Linked DNA regions of Homo sapiens: region 1 is linked to region 2. The links are chromatin contacts, found by POLR2A ChIA-PET in ENCODE. All regions are on one chromosome and are shown on one strand. Each heading gives the region's core, a stretch centred on a gene start or an enhancer-like site at or near the end of the contact. The rest is flanking DNA. Distances are from core to core; before and after follow the strand shown.

The links. ChIA-PET counts read pairs that join two places held with the same protein, here RNA polymerase II (POLR2A).
Region 1: POLR2A ChIA-PET joins it to region 2 with 10 read pairs in activated CD4-positive, alpha-beta T cell. The contact joins two enhancer-like sites. POLR2A ChIA-PET finds 5 or more read pairs at or near these places in 2 of 52 experiments (OCI-LY7 and activated CD4-positive, alpha-beta T cell).

Annotation. Positions count from the first base shown.
Region 1 is chr3:150,060,171-150,064,543 of GRCh38, reverse strand. No RefSeq gene overlaps it. Among named protein-coding and RNA genes, the nearest start is that of LINC01998, 19 kb to the left of the region's middle. Within about 2 kb of position 3,093, at least 4 of the 41 ENCODE cell types and tissues checked have a DNase peak (open chromatin) inside an H3K27ac peak, as active enhancers do.
Region 2 is chr3:149,369,402-149,374,283 of GRCh38, reverse strand. It overlaps TM4SF1 (transmembrane 4 L six family member 1), which reads left to right. Exons shown (of 5, transcript NM_014220.3): 4 at 2,417-2,597; 5 at 4,404-4,882. The coding sequence ends at 4,418. Among named protein-coding and RNA genes, the nearest start is that of TM4SF1, 5.8 kb to the left of the region's middle. Within about 2 kb of position 2,988, at least 8 of the 41 ENCODE cell types and tissues checked have a DNase peak (open chromatin) inside an H3K27ac peak, as active enhancers do.

The sequences.
Region 1 (4,373 bases), core at 1,844-4,343, 690 kb before region 2:
ATTAAAAATTATTATTTAGTCAGGATTTATTGATGTAAATCACATTCACAATATAGTGTTGAATATAATGTACTAAAGAGTATATATGGCATAATTTTTTTAAAAAAAAATTTAAAATATCTTTTTAAGGCCAAGAAAGACACACATTAAAATATCCGTAGCAATTATTTCAAGGTGTTGGAAATAGAGGTAATTTTTACTTTTTCTTGATATCTTTCTTTCTAGTCTTCTTTACAAACAAAATTTTAAAAAACTACGTGTATGTATTTTTTCTAACTAAGAAACATTTCCCCTGAACAACATTTCTCTAACTGAAATCCATGTGATTTTGAAAGAAGGAACAACAACAAAAATGCCATTGCCACAAATTCAACATCTCCAAGATGTACTGTCTTTCCCATCCAACCTGCTTCTCCTTCCTGCTTGACTTATTGGGACCATCCTTGAACTCACAAACCCAGGCATTTGTTACCCAAACCAAGTTGCAGTGAGTTGCAATGACTAAAAAGACCACATGGCAAAAGTGAGGTTATACTTAGGATGGGCTGAGGGGCCATGCATTCCAGGCAGGAAGAAGAAAATGAACAAGGGCTGGCATTTAAGAATATGCACATCGTCATTGAAAAACTGTGAGGAAACACGAGTGGATGAGTGGGGAGTTTGTGAGGCGTATAGTAGGAAGTAAGATAAAGTGGGCCAGATTAGAGGGTCTTAAATACCAGGCTGAGGGGTCTTCAGTTTATCCAGGAAATGATGGGGCTGTTGAGCTTTTGAGCAATAAAATGACTAAAGGTAATTGGAATCTTTGAAAGACTCATCTGAAGGCAGAAAGCAAAAAGATCAGTTTTACTGCTGCTGTTCATATCTGGGATGAGAAGAGCCTGGATTAAAATAATTAAAATAGCAGCAGTGGCAGAGGAAAAAGAGACAAATGAAAGACTCCCCAAGGAAATAAAATATTTACAATTTGGATTCAAGATGTCCATCTACCAGGAGTACACCTACAGGCTTGTCCCAACTCTGGGAAGAGACCCTCCCTGACCTCTCAGACATACAGCTGACACTCTACCATCCAACAGGGAAAACAACTGTGAAGCTGGCCATCAAGCCATCAGGCAGGTCTCACTGGGATAGTTGCCCATGGCCACAAGCATATTTGTCCAGGCACAGTTCAGAACATCCCAGTGAGCGGGTATTACTGGTGTGTTCTCCTCCTACCCAATTTAAAGATGAGGAAAATCATGACCAGGAACATTGAAATGACTTGTTAAAAGTCTCACAGCTATTAAGTGGCAAAGCTAGAACCAGGGAGGAAAATAAACTATTGAGCACCCATGGTGGATTAGGCAATGGGCTAGGCATTCATATACTTTACTGGGATTAATCCTCACGGTAACCCTAGGTGCTGTTATTATTCCCATTTTATAGATGAAGAAACTGAGGCTTACAGAAATTAAGAATCCCTCCCAAAGTAGGCAAAGAGATTTAGGGTTGGAATTCATGTCTGTCTGATTCCGAAGCCCTATGCTGTAGTCCACTGCTATACAACAAATCACACAAGGACAGAGGAAAAATTTAAAGACCACCAAGGGCAATGATCCAGCCCCAGTCCAAATTACTGGAGTAAATGAGCCGAGAAATTTCAATTCACTCGTCAGTATGTATAAGGATAGAGTCTGTTTTCCTGCTAATCAGCCTTGCAGTTTGGCCCAGACCTGTCTCCTAGCAGCTTTCTCTCCTCCAAGCCACATACAGGCCTGTGAACAAATACTCAGTGGTGCTTGGAGTCACAGAAGGGCTCGACTTTTTTGATCGCGACAGAGAGGAACTCAGTGTTAGCAAACTGAAAGCAGAAATCCCAACTGCCAGAGAGATCCTTACACTTTGTACAATGCCTGTTTCCTAAAAAACCAAGCAGTCCTAACTAATCGTCTGTTGTGACTCATCAGCAGAATGTTCTTTGGACAGACAGAGCTCAGAAGCTTCCAACAAAAAGTAAGATCGGCCCTTTGGAACAGCTTTTTCTCCCTTAGGGGTTGAAACTTCTGAACAGAATGCTTTAGTTAGGGTCAAGTTTCACTGGGACCTTAAATATAATTTCTTCTCTGTGGAGAGATCAGTGGATGAAGAAAAACCAGAGGCCTGGAAGATGCCGTGGGGGTTCCACTCATCCTTTTCCTGGTTTCACTCCTTTGCTACCTTGCAGGGGAGGGACAAAAACCTAAAAACAGAGTTTATTAGGACTCTATTGTTTAGGTTTACACTGAAGTAAAACATTTGTTTCATATCTCACCTACATTTACCTAGTTTCCTGGAAATTCCTTTCATGATCCCACAGTCTAGCTACCCAAAAAATTAAAAACTAACCTCAGGTAAAATTTATATGAATGAAACGAATCTGGGTAGTGAAAGGTATTCTGTCCCAGCCTGTGGGGGTTTTGTATTCCTGATACACCCAGCCATGTATACACTATCCAAATTTGTCCACGCTTTTCCCATGAACCTCACAAGCAATGATCTGTAACCTCCACAGATAAATACCATTTTTTCACATCATACCTCTGATTTGGCACTCATATCCACACAGACACATGGAGAGACCAGAGAACATTGAAAAAAAAAATGTGTGCCTTTAAGAGAATGTTGTTGCTGCTTAGTATTGCTGTGCATATTCCTCTCTCTCTCCAGCTGGTTTTTCAAGTCCCTGAGGGTAGGAACCATGCCCTGTGCATCTTAGAGCCCCCACAGAGAGTCTAGTTTGTTGTGGTAGGTATTCAATGAATAGGTTAGAAGATACAGGCCGGCTCAGAGAGTAGGTCAGGGAGACAGCCAGGAGGAAGGAACGCCAAACACAAAGGAACATCTAAAACTTGAGAACAGACCACTTCTGCAGTGCCCATGATAATGCTGAGTTGGATCTGATTTTGCCACTGAGTTCCAGTGGTACAGGCATAAAGCCCAAAGTGGTGTCAGGTGGCTGCCATAGGGAGATGAGGCAGCAGCTGGTTGGCAACTTCTGAACTGGCCGGAGTGAAAGGGGAGATGATTCAAAGGGAATCTCACTTGTCGCTCCAAGACCTGATATGCCTTGGAAACAATTGGTGAAGCTTCAACAATTACCAGAAGTCCTCAGCCCTTTGGTTGTGGGTGGCACTGATCTATGACACAGCCTCCAAGTCCTGGCAGGCTTTGAGAGGGCAGAAAGGACACTGCTGGTGCAGAGATTTCTATATTTAAGATGGTTGTCTCAGCCTCTGATTTGGAAACAGTTTGTCGTAGCTAAAGCATGAGTGCTTCTCTATGGGGTTGTTTCTTTGCAGTTGACACCCTACATTGAAAAAGCCATTTTTTGTTCTTTGTTTCAAGAGGTAGCCCATCTGGATATTTTACATGTTTGCAGTAATAATTATAAAACAGAAGGACTGTTTAATTTATAGTTAAGCAAAGAAGCTGGGGTCACTGATCTTGGCTTCGAAATAGAGATTATTTCGAAGAGCACATGCTTGTTGCGAAAACATGCAGCATCTTATATGATGGTTAGTGGTAAGAGAAGATCCAGAATTTCTATAATGGAGGGGTTTAAGGTACTCATATGTTTGGAAATAGAGAAGGAGGCTGGAAGCTGCATTTACATGGTAACTTTCACAATATTGGGAAAACCTCGATTTTCTATACCAAGAGTGGAGTGAGGACTAAAGTCCCCCGAACTACAATCATCATCCTTCCTACCCCTGAGGTGTCACTGCTTTTAGCTTAATGCTGTATTTCATCATGATTCTCAATCTTTCCCATTCCTTCCAAGGAAAGCCTTGTTTAGTTTTGGCATTTTACTCTGAAATGTTCATTTCAACCTATGATTTATGTAGCAATATGGGTTATTGTTGACTCCTCTCTTTTGAACCTACCCTCTGTGGGTTCTCCCATAGTCACAGCCTAAAACCAGGACCCCATCGTCTCTCTCCCAGACTGTTCTAAAGACCTCCTGCCCTCCTTCTCATTTATCCTGTTGCTTGATGGACTTTCTTAATGCATATTTGAGTGTCACTCCCCTTCTTTAACAGTTCTCTGCAGTATCCAATCTGACTTCCTTAGCATGACATCTCTAGGCTTTTATGACCTGACCCTTGCCTACCATTCTTATAAAAATGAAAATAGTTCTTTCTGTTGTTGCAGAGGTTAATAATTTAATGAAGGCCTTTGTAACTGGTCTCCATGATTAGGGATTACTGAACCCTCTGCAGCACTTTGTAGCTGCCTCCCAGTGACTTCTGCCTCCAGGGAGCAATCTCTGGTCAAGAAATAATGACCACCACTGGAATCTGTTAAAAAATGAACTCTCTTAGGCTTTTCCCAAGGACAGTCGTATAAGGGAG
Region 2 (4,882 bases), core at 1,739-4,238:
AATTAGCTGGGTTCAATCACAGCTCTGCACCTATCTGTAGGAAAAGGTGAAATGAGCTCTCTGCATCTCAGTTACTCCACTGGTAAAATAAAATCAATGGCAATTGTCATGAGAATTAATGAAATAATATGTAAAATGTTCCCCACAGAGGCTGCCACATTGTGTGCAACTGCCACTGTTAGCTGTTAATATTAGCTACTACCTTACAATAAACATAACCCAATGGTAGCCTTTGAAGGAAAATTGATACTTACAGAAGTTTGAAATTTTGGTGTTCAAAACTGTGATCAATCATGACTCAGCTTTTATCAGAACATACTGGATGTACTAGTAGAAAATGGCTATTCACATATGTACAAACATACAAAACTATTGCACAAACAGACTTCTAAGAAAAGTCATGACTTATGCAACCAGAATGCAGGGAGAGGTGGTAGTATTGCTAAATGGTTTTTATAGCTATTTGACTGTTTGCCCCTCCCATTATCCACTCTGGATTCTACAAGAAACCTTCCTCCTCTTCTATGTCATTCTTCATTTAAAACTGTCCAAGGATTTCAATATGGGAAATAACTAACAGTCACAAGCCACAGGTTAGTTGCCTGGGAGCCAGGTGGAGCCAAAAATTTTTTTTTACATTGAGACCTGAAAATATAGATTTTTGTTCTGCTGACATGCAGAAAGACAGGGCCACAAAAACAGAACTTTTTTTGAAATGAACAACTATAATCTCTGATTGGCTCAATGAACTATTCTAAAGTTAGGTCTCAAATTCCAAGCCCCTTTGTTCTGTTGTGGAAGGAAGTCGTGATAAGAAAAGAATTATACCAGGCCTCTTTGTGGAATTAAGTCAAACCTTGATTTTCCCACATGATTGTATTATATTTTGTTAAGAATCCAAATACTCTGTAGCAAAGGCTGAAATTCTAGGAGAGCTATCAGAAGTAGAATTTTTCAGACTGGAAGAATATCCAGGTATTTATAAAATCGACTAAATCCTAGAATCTATAGTCAGATATCACCTCAGTATGGTTTGCTGACATTTCACAAAGCAACTTCATATTGTTATTTATCATTCAACTGCTTTTAAAATGTGCTGAGTGGCTATTGTGTGTCAGATACTGTTCTAGCGGCTGGATATACAATGATGAATAGGTCTGGCTCCTACCTTCATGGAGCTCAGCCTTATTGAATAGATACATAAGCAGCTGTTCTCCCTGGACTAGGTTAGATGCCCTTCCTCTGTGGCTCTTCCATATTTTGTTTACCGATCAGCATATCTGTTGCATTGAGATTACTTGTGACTTGTCTCTTCCTTTAGAAGCTATGCTCTTTCAGGACAGAGCCCGTGCCCTGTGCTCCATTATATCCCCAGCTCTGGCTCAGTGTCAGACTCACACTGACTGCTCAATAATCTTTGTTGAATGAGCAAATGCAGTGTGCTACATGCTATTATCAACTCTTGGGCACAGCATCATGAAAGTGAAGAGCTATCAGCCGGGCGTGGTGGTTCACGCCTGTAATCCCAGCACTTTGGGAGGCTGAGGCAGGAGAATGGCTTGAACCTGGGACGTAGAGGTTGCAATGAGCCAAGATTGCGCCATTGCACTCCAGCCTGGGCAACAGAGTCAGACTCCGTCTCAGAAAAAAGTAAAGAGCTATCAAATTAGTTGGGTTTAATCCCATGAATTTGCTTCCTGTTGCAAATTAATTTATTCCTTAAAAACAAAAAATAGCTTTGTTCCAAAGGTCTCAGTTGAAAAATTCCAGCATATTAAATATCCAAACTTGCCAGAATTTGGATAATTTTCAGCAGTAACAAATTGAGATGTAATAAAATGATCTAAATTAATATTTTAAAGTTCAAAAAAAAAACTAGCCTAAAGAGATTGTATTTTCTAAATATTCACTCAATATTGAATACAAATACCCATCTTTTATACCAATAACAACAATAAAATTGGAAAACAGTTTTAAAAAACACCTACACATACTCTACTTTAGCACATGAATTATTTTCATTTTTCCGCATTTGCTCGTAGTTTACTTCCTACACATACATGAATCTTACCTAGCTTTAAACACAGCACAAATACAGTTCTGCATTTTTATTTTTGTTTATAAGAATTCAGATGCCTGTTAGGGAATATAAATATCATTATAAGGTGAGAATTTCTGACCATGTAATCCTAGATTGGGGTCAAAAATTATAAATTATAATTTTATGTTTATCATTACAGTAGGATCTGGGCTAAATTCCTCCATTTTGTGGAATGACATGCAGTGGAAGAAACTTACACAGGATATTGAATAATTCATTCCTTTTTTCTGAATGAAAAACCACCAAACAAAAGTAGTTTATGAAGTATCCCCTCAAGTATGACCGTGTGTCAGAAGTTTCTCTTTTTACCCACAGGTACCTTCTGGATACCTCCACATGGTCCGAGTGCACTGAACCCAAGCACATTGTGGAATGGAATGTATCTCTGTTTTCTATCCTCTTGGCTCTTGGTGGAATTGAATTCATCTTGTGTCTTATTCAAGTAATAAATGGAGTGCTTGGAGGCATATGTGGCTTTTGCTGCTCTCACCAACAGGTAAGAACCTGCATGAAAATGTCGTAGTCTGGCCCTGGTGTTAATATACCATTGTTTTCATCATAAAGAAAAAGGCAAAACCAAACATGCTCGACCTACCAGCATTTATTCTGATATCATCTTTGTAGCAACACAATTATAGCATTCACTTTAGCTGTCAGTAACAAGCTTCCTCGAGTCTCACAGTCACAGGATTGTCTTAGTTCTTTGCAGTTGGCTCTATGTACACAAGAACATGCTGCCCATAGACACAGCGCTCCCTTCAGGATCTAATTCACTGCCTCTGCTCTCGCTGCAGAGACAGAAAAAAAAGTGATGTCTGCTCTTTGTTTGCTGTTATATTCCCAACTAGTATACATAAGTAATAGCCAACCATTCAATGCATCAGGCACTATGCTAAACCCATATGACTCAAATATTAAGCAATAGGCTTAAGATCACCTACTCAGGAAATAACAGGCTTCAAACCTTGAGTCGCTCTGTGCAAAAGCTCCTACTTTTAACCTGTATTCCACACTTGCTGTTTGGTTGGATTTTCTGCAATTCCTTCCTAATAAGGAGTCATAAAAATGCCTAAGCAGTAAGTATGGAGAATCACTAGCAATCTTTGAACAGCAGCTCATGAAAAGCCTTTCGTTGTGAAAGAAAACCAGGAAGCACTTGTTTCCTGGGGATATGATTTAGGAGAAAAAAATGCATTTGTTTGTAGCAGTGAAAGTTCTTGTTTCTATATCCTCCTAAAATATATATATTATTGAATTAATGAAAGTCCAGCTTTGATCCTATCTTTGAGAGGGTTATTTTATGTCTTATATTTTTCAAACCATTTACTCCTCTGGTGCCAGATCTGTTAACTTTCTTTTAAAAATAAGACAAAAACCTAATGAAAACTGAAAGCCCATTGCTACCATGAAAAACTTTGCTGAAAATAAAAGGAAACTTTCTGTAATTTTGGGGGAAGGTTAAAATGAAAATCTAGTTTTCCTTATCAGGCAAGTATAGCAAGATTAATAATTTCTTTGGCAAATTTCCAAGAAAATAAGGGAATGGGAAACCTTCAATATGGAGCTTCTTTCAAGCAGTACGGTTGGGGAAGGGCAGAGAAGTATCCTCTAGGGATTGCTGTCATGCAGCTTACCTTTAGCCTTGAATTTCATACAAGGCAGAGTTCAAAGTAAGTGATTACTTGTACTAAATGTACTCACTTAGTACGTTTTGGGGACAGGCATAAAGAGCCAATGACCAAAATGGCTGAAGTGATTTGGCAGGGAATGATACTCTCCTCTGATTTGGGGTAGTAAATACACCAGGTTTCCCAGCTGAGTCACTGTAGGGATGGCTTCTTCCCAGATACTACAGGGAAGATCTGTTACCTTTGTTTATAAGACAAAAGACACTTTCAAAGGGCAGGTCTTTTCATGTAGAAGAGTCAGGTCCATAACTCGGTAGCATTTAATTTGAAAGGTTACCCACATTGAGCTCATACCAGTGTGAAACTTCCATGGCATTATCTTTTAAATCCCTAAGATTAAAACCCCACACAAATGCACTCAAAGCAACCCAATATCAGTATCCTGCAGTTTCTATGGGCCCTTTCTGCAGCCTTTACTCATGGAAGACAAGGGATCTGGGTTTGTTTAGGAAACATTTTGTGAGCATTGTCCAAGCCCTAAGTATGGTTGGCCTAAGCTTTGCTGAAGCTAAGATCAGTCTGTTTATGTTTGCTTAAAATAGGAACTTAAAGGACTAAAATGTCATCATTATTTATCCTGATTATAGCCTAATGGTATTTTATTTTCTCTACAGCAATATGACTGCTAAAAGAACCAACCCAGGACAGAGCCACAATCTTCCTCTATTTCATTGTAATTTATATATTTCACTTGTATTCATTTGTAAAACTTTGTATTAGTGTAACATACTCCCCACAGTCTACTTTTACAAACGCCTGTAAAGACTGGCATCTTCACAGGATGTCAGTGTTTAAATTTAGTAAACTTCTTTTTTGTTTGTTTATTTGTTTTTGTTTTTTTTTAAGGAATGAGGAAACAAACCACCCTCTGGGGGTAATTTACAGACTGAGTGACAGTACTCAGTATATCTGAGATAAACTCTATAATGTTTTGGATAAAAATAACATTCCAATCACTATTGTATATATGTGCATGTATTTTTTAAATTAAAGATGTCTAGTTGCTTTTTATAAGACCAAGAAGGAGAAAATCCGACAACCTGGAAAGATTTTTGTTTTCACTGCTTGTATGATGTTTCCCATTCATACACCT